Regions from separate parts of the Homo sapiens genome. Here region 2 is linked to region 1. The links are chromatin contacts, found by Hi-C or POLR2A ChIA-PET in ENCODE. All regions are on one chromosome and are shown on one strand. Each heading gives the region's core, a stretch centred on a gene start or an enhancer-like site at or near the end of the contact. The rest is flanking DNA. Distances are from core to core; before and after follow the strand shown.

The links. Hi-C counts contacts between places; a loop is a spot of excess contacts on that map. ChIA-PET counts read pairs that join two places held with the same protein, here RNA polymerase II (POLR2A). Pooled maps may share reads with other maps.
Region 2: a map of naive thymus-derived CD4-positive, alpha-beta T cell shows a loop between it and region 1 (4-fold over the local background). The contact joins the promoter of CH25H here to the enhancer-like site in region 1. A Hi-C loop is called at or near these places in 3 of 168 maps with a recorded cell type or tissue (GM12878, IMR-90 and naive thymus-derived CD4-positive, alpha-beta T cell), 21 of 37 single-sample maps with no recorded cell type and 14 of 50 pooled maps. POLR2A ChIA-PET finds 5 or more read pairs at or near these places in 7 of 52 experiments (AG04449, CD4-positive, alpha-beta memory T cell, GM10248 and 4 more).

Annotation. Positions count from the first base shown.
Region 1 is chr10:89,162,183-89,165,736 of GRCh38, reverse strand. No RefSeq gene overlaps it. Among named protein-coding and RNA genes, the nearest start is that of CH25H, 43 kb to the left of the region's middle. RefSeq lists an enhancer at 2,109-2,158. Within about 2 kb of position 1,921, at least 9 of the 41 ENCODE cell types and tissues checked have a DNase peak (open chromatin) inside an H3K27ac peak, as active enhancers do.
Region 2 is chr10:89,205,167-89,208,931 of GRCh38, reverse strand. CH25H (cholesterol 25-hydroxylase) reads left to right here and starts at 1,615. Exons shown (of 1, transcript NM_003956.4): 1 at 1,615-3,303. The coding sequence starts at 1,640. The coding sequence ends at 2,458. RefSeq lists an enhancer at 1,774-1,843.

The DNA.
Region 1 (3,554 bases), core at 672-3,171:
CTAAACTTAGCTTTTTGTCTCATACATTTTGATATTCAGTCTCTTTCTAACTGCATTTAAGTTATTGGAGGGAAAACGTAAACAGGATAACACGGAGGACAGATCCCTGCAATAGATCTCCCAAAATCCACTACCACCTTTAGAGTTGCTATTCCCATCAGATTTTTCCTTTTGAATTCCAAATGCCTGTGCGCAGAAATAAGGACAACAAAACCTCTTTTCAACCAGGAGGAAGAAAGGAAACAAGTATTTGTTGAGCAACTGCTACATATCAGGAGCTTTTGGGCTAGATGCTTTATGGTAATTATATGCTATCTCATTTAATTTAATCTTCATTACAATGCGAAGAGAATGCTATTATTGTGATAGATTTATAGGTAGGTAAACTGAGGCTACAGAAAATGCAATAATTTTCCAAAGGCCATTTCATGATAATTGAAGGAGCTAGGATTCAAACCTAGGTCACCAGGTGCCATGTTGGTCCTTTATGTCTCTTTAGCTCACTCAGCTTCTTTCCTTCAAACTTCATTGTCCCTCAGACCCTTCTGAGAGGGTTATCTGCTCCCTGACTCAGCAGGAGAGAGCAGCGAGATAAGGTTCAGGTAGCGTACGTACACTCACTCCAGTAAGACATCCCTAGTGGCCATATCAGGACTCCACACAGCTGCTACCATTCCCACTGCAGGACTTTGCATACCATTACCTGGAAGTGCTTGGGATCCTCCAAGTACTTCTATTGCTTCGCATTTTTTTCCATTTGGAGGATAAGCCTTATGTCTGTCATGATATTCTGTGAGGCAGAGTTTATTCCTACTTCTTTTCTTTGAAGCTGTTTTTACTCCTCCTCCTCCTCCTCATTCATCTCTTATTCTCAGCCTCCTCATCATTCCTCCTCCTTCTCCTCTTTCCTCCTCTTCTCCATTCAACTCCTCTTCCCTTCCTCTTCTTCCTTACCATCCTCTTTCTTCATTTCTTTTCACCTTCCTCTCCTTGCTCCAACTCTTTTCCCTTCAACTCTTCCTCCTCTTCCTTCTTGTTGTTCTATATCTTCTTTTATGTTCCCTTCATCTTTGGCTTTGATGGTCTTCAGTGGGATCATCACTATTTTGTGTAACATGGGACACTGTTTATTCATTAATTCAACAAATTCTTCCGAGGTGCTCATTACATACCAGGATTTGAGCTTGGTGCAAGGGTCATGACAGTGAATGAGGTCCCAGCACTGTCCTGGTAAATTTTTGACACTTGTGGAAAGAGAGACAAGTAAGCCATTGGTTAGGATGTTGTGCAATGCAGGCTATAACAGGTGGAAGAGAAGGTGCTACTTGAACACACACAATGACTCTTTAAGTCAGTTTTGGGGTGTAGGGGAAGTAGTGAAGGCTTCCTAGAGGATCTGATATTTAAAGTGAGACCTAAGCGCGCAGATGCTTCCTCTGTGGAGAGCTTTATACTTACTGTTAGTTCTAAAGACACAGCTTCCTTTTTCTAACACTCTTGTCTCAGCTTTGGTTACTTAGACGTTATAAGGTTCTTGATATCTTATTGTATTTCCTCTAACCCTGCTACAAATTCTTCATTTTTTCCAATGTGTTCAACTTTGAAGAAGCATCCCTCTGTTCACTCCACTTCTCCTTGAATACAGCATTGAGTTGCATTATTGCAAACAGAGCTGGTTCTGACTTTTCCTCCCACCCCCTAATACCACAAATTTAGTGGTAGAACCACAAGTAGAATTTCCAGTGAAGAACTCTCTACTAGATGACACTGAATCAAACCTAACAGTGCTATCAATTAAAATTCATGTACTCTGTTGCATAAACAGGCGATTACATAAGTTGTGTGCTGACGGAGCAGTGTTGAGACACGCTGTCTGGCAATTGGTCTCTCTCGTTTGGTTGCAAGTTTCAGTTTCCTGGCAAGTCTTGTTTCGCCGTCCATCTGGTACAAGTGAGCACAGCAAGACAGCCAGGGTGAGCAGAAAGCCCACAGATACAGGAAAAGGTACTTAGCTTGCAGGTGATGTCAGTTCTTTCAGACAACTAGTCACTTTTTCCTTTCTGAAACTAGATTACAACCTATTTGTCTTTGGAGAGTTGACTGCTAGTGACACTGAAATTTTGGCTTAATTTGCAGACTGGGATGATGAGCATCTATTTTAGCTTCTTAGGGACATGCATAGAGCTGCTTATCTTGCTTGGCACAGGACATAGTTCTACTTTACATAAAGGTAACCACTAAGATTGGCCTTACCAGGGAGGAGAATAGAAAGCTGCCTCTGAGAAGTGCCAAGCTGAGACCCACACTTACTACATTCTATCCAGGGCCAGTCCTGCCTCAGCCACCAGCACCAAGGTTACTACAGCCTGAGTTTAGGTCATGTAATTTCAGTCTCTTTGGCAGCTTCATTAACTCTGAGTTCAACTGCTTCATCTGTGAAATGAGAATAATAACATTTACCTTGCATGATTGTTTTAAAAATTAAATAATTTCAGGGCATACATTAGATGTGCAATAGATATTCCATTTATTATTCATGGAATGTTTATTGAGCATCTACTATGAGCCAGGCACTGTGTTAGGTATGGAGTCTTGCACTTAACGTGATTATAGGTAATCTCATGGAGGAGACAACAATTTTTTACAGATAATTATACTAAGAATGCAATCGTTACAATAAAAATTAAGAAAATAAGCAGAGGAAATTAGTTGCTGCCACCTCTTAACCTTAGGTTCACTGCTAAATTCAAAATAAATTAGAAGTTATAATCTCTAAATATATCATGAGCAAGTAACATCATACTTTGGCAGTTCATTTCTTTGCAGCAAATTGGAGCCATTACATAATGGGTTTTATGATATATACCAGAAAAGTTCAAAGAGGGGTCTGGTGGATGATCCTTTGTTTTGCTTACATCCAAACCAAACAAAGCAACTAGTTAACTCAGCAACAAATCAACCAACCAACAGACATAAAAGAATTAAGCAGTAAGATGTTGCTAACATTACAGAAAACAATTGCCTTGACCTTTATCACAGAATCAAATAAAAATGATGAGAATAACTGATATTTATTAAGTTCTTTTCATACCCCAACTCCATGCTAAGCACTTTCCTGTATGTTCCTATTTATGCTTCATAATTCTTCCAGATGTAGTTTAATATCCATATTTTATAGCTGAAAGAATTAGTTAGAGAACAACTTGCCAAAAGTCACATTGTATAAAAGAGGCAAAGCTGAGATTCAAGTAAAGATTGTTATAACTGAAAAACCTGGTGCCTTAACCAGTACACCATAAGCATTTATCTAAAAATAAAATTACTTATGAACCAACTTCAGGAAATATTAAATTCCCACATTATGAATAAATTCCAGATGGATAAAATATCTCAATATAAAATACAAAATCACATGAAAATATTAAAATAGAAGAGAAATATTTTTATACAAATATAGTGAGTGAAGAAGCCCTTTTAAGTATGGTATAAAGCCCAAAAATCATAAAAGAAAGTAATGACTGATAAGACTAATTAAAACGTTAACTTTATTTACT
Region 2 (3,765 bases), core at 366-2,865, 44 kb before region 1:
TACTGCTGTAAACCCACAGCAATAATAATAATCCTACTTCTTGGCAGGGTGAGGAAGCCAGCTTTTTTGAGGATTGGATAAAATCAATTCAGATAAAACATTTAGCCAATGCGTGGCACCTAGTAGGTGGGCTTTACACGGTAGACTTATTATTTTTCCATTTAATACTCCAATTTCCCTTTGTGGGGAATCGGGGGGATAAGAAAATGCAAGCTTCAAGGAGTAAAGGGCTGGACACAACCACATAGATACAAGACACTAAGCAAGAATTAGGAGTGCTCCCTGGCTTCAAAGCTGGTGTCTAAAACGTCTATCCCCTAAGGGGCCCTTGTATCGTGTCATGTGTCAGACCCCGGGTTGAACGCGAGGATTTTTGTGCTGTTCCCAGGGTCTCTCAAGAGCTCTCCTAGTACCGACCTCCTTGTGCTCGGTGGCCCCTGGCCCGAGGACCCCAGATGGGTGGCGGAGAAACGCAGGGGATAGAGACTAGCCCCCTAGCCGGGCTCCGTGGGCCCGGAGTGGATTCAAGGACCGGTGGCAGAGGGCGACTGCAAGTTGGCCCCGCAAAGCCAACAAGGGGAAGGGTAGGGTAGTGACGACATCACCTGGTCCTTCAATAGCCTCCCGGGAGGCTTCAGGAACTCACATCTCTTTCCCTTGACGAACAACGCAGGTGGTTTGCTGAATTAAGTGTTCCCGCCCCAAATTGAGATACAACGGGCTTTTTAGCCAGATTGGCGCAGACTGGGAGTTAAATCCAGCATTTTCCCGGCAAAGCTGAGCCTGGCCGCCGCGGAGCCCTCTTTCCGCTGTGCGGTGCCTCCGGCTCCGATCGCGGGCCCGGCGCCCCGGGACGCGCCGCCGAGGGTAGCTACGCGGCCGGGCTGCGGCCTCTCCCGGAGAGCCTGCGTGCGTGGTCTCTCTAGCTTGCTGCCCGCCGGCCAGGAAAACTCTGGGGACAAGCTGGAGCTGGCGGAGGTTCCCATCCGGCCACCCTTCCCGTCTGATTTCCTGAGCTGACGGTCACCGCCGGCGTTCGGGGACCAGCGGTTCCCTGTGCAAAGGGCTCGTTTCTCGATCGCCGCTGGATAGACCGCAACCGGGTTCTCAGAAAACACCCGAGCTACAGACCGCATGTAGCTTTAAACAGTTTTTAAAATGCGATTATGCTTGCGTCTTTATGAAAGCACATGGATGCAGTTATACGTATGCATTAAAAAACACAAACAATTCTGCATTGATTGCAAAGGAGCGCTTTCTGGTGGCAATGTAAACGGTCTAGTTTGAGACCCGTGATGACACACGTGAACTGAGTTGCCAAACTCATAGAAACTCCACACGGTAGATCTGTACATTGTGTCCCGTGTTAATTGTACGTCAACTGAAAAATCAGAACTTACATGAAAAGTACGAAGTGCCACTGCATACACGCATATCTAAAAGCCGGTAAGATGCGGCTATAGATGAGCACATTTACAGCAATGAAGGGCCACTCTGCCGGGTTGCTAGCTTATTCAAGCTTCGCATCGCCGGGAAAGGGATGGAAAGGCAGCTGACATCACTCGGGGCGGGGCCGTGAGTCCTGTGAAAAGTCGATGGGACTCGAGCAGCAGCCTCAGCTGCCTTGCACAGCCTCGCAATGAGCTGCCACAACTGCTCCGACCCCCAGGTCCTTTGCAGCTCCGGGCAGCTGTTCCTGCAGCCCCTCTGGGACCACCTGAGGAGCTGGGAGGCCCTCCTACAGTCGCCCTTCTTCCCGGTCATCTTCTCCATCACCACATACGTGGGCTTTTGCCTGCCCTTCGTGGTCCTGGATATCCTGTGCTCCTGGGTGCCCGCCCTGCGGCGCTACAAGATCCACCCTGACTTCTCGCCATCCGCGCAGCAGCTGCTACCTTGCCTGGGGCAGACCCTCTACCAGCATGTGATGTTTGTGTTCCCCGTGACGCTGCTGCATTGGGCCCGCAGCCCGGCCCTCCTGCCCCACGAAGCTCCCGAGCTGCTCCTGCTGCTGCACCACATCCTGTTCTGCCTGCTACTCTTCGACATGGAGTTCTTCGTGTGGCACCTGCTGCACCACAAGGTGCCCTGGCTGTACCGCACCTTCCACAAGGTGCACCACCAGAACTCGTCCTCGTTCGCGCTGGCAACGCAGTATATGAGCGTCTGGGAACTGTTTTCTTTGGGCTTCTTCGACATGATGAACGTCACACTGCTCGGGTGCCACCCGCTCACCACCCTGACCTTCCACGTGGTCAACATCTGGCTTTCCGTGGAGGACCACTCCGGCTACAACTTCCCTTGGTCCACTCACAGACTGGTGCCCTTCGGGTGGTACGGGGGTGTGGTGCACCACGACCTGCATCACTCTCACTTTAACTGCAACTTCGCTCCGTACTTTACACACTGGGACAAAATACTGGGAACGCTGCGGACTGCATCTGTCCCAGCGCGGTGATGTGGCTGCGGTGGGTGCCCCTAAGACTCGGGACTGCTGTGCCTTTCACACTTGAATGAAGAGAAACACCTGAGCTATATATTTTTTTAAAGCAACTAACTTATTGCTTTATGTTTATCTATGAAAACCATAGATAAAATCTGATGCATTTTTGTAATCTGACAAAGTAATTTACATACTGTTTGTGTATCAATACAATTTTGTGTTCTTGGTATTCTTAGTCTAGCTCACCTCAATAGCCTTGAATCCTGCATATGAATTAGACATTCATCACTGGCATATTTAGAATATCTCTAAAAGGACTTGTTTGTAGAATAAGGAATTTTCTATGTTTCAAAGTGTTCTAAAACCTGGCTAAAAGAATGTATTTTTGTGGATGGTGTTGACTTCTGACTCTAAAAGCAATCAAACATGTTTCTGCTGGACAGTGACCAAGAATTATAGTACCTTCTTATATTTTTTTATAGAACTGTATATTTATTTTGAAAGAAATGTTATTCGTGCTTTAAAAAGGAAAAAAAACCATGAATCAAATAAGTATTGACTTCCGTTTCACTGGTATTTTGACTGATAAAAAAGGGAAGAGGGAGCGGGCATACCAAGTGTCCTTCTAAGCCTCCATCAGCCTCACCATGGAAAGAGAGGAATCTGGGTGTAGGGTGTTCTGTTGGGGGTTGTTAGAGAAAAGGAGGCAGGAGAAGGGGCTCTGTTTGTTGTGCTCTAGCAATTTCATGGAGGAAAAACACGCTAATATTCTTAATGCTTTTCAGCTGATTTCTGTATAACAGGCAAATGATAGGATTACTCTGTAAAGTTTCATAGAAAGATTAACGCTGAGCAGTCAATCATTTTATTATTTGTGGGAATGGATTAGGGGAAGAACAGAATTGGAGGCGTGCCTTGCTTTGCAAAACTGGTGAGTCAATAGTATACACTAGAGTGGCTGATAGATGTGCAAGGGGATTCTGAGGAAGCCCCTGTTTTCATGAATCCATCCATAGCTACTGCAAATGAACATCAAAGCATTGCTTCTGAAATCTGGAATTTCTGTATATTCAGTTTTCTTAATTAAAACATACATGCAGCAGGTACAGCCCTTTCTAAAAGAAAGATAAAGTGAAATTTGGCCCTGGATCCCTGATTCCTCATGTGGAAAAGGAGGAGGTGTCCCAGATGTTCTTGCAGATGACAGTAAATATTCCTATTATTAACCACACACCCATCACCCATCACTCACCCCATCTAACTCCTGCCTATTCATTTTAGTTTTGTTTTTGGAATATATATAGTGTAGAGTTAAAAATCAA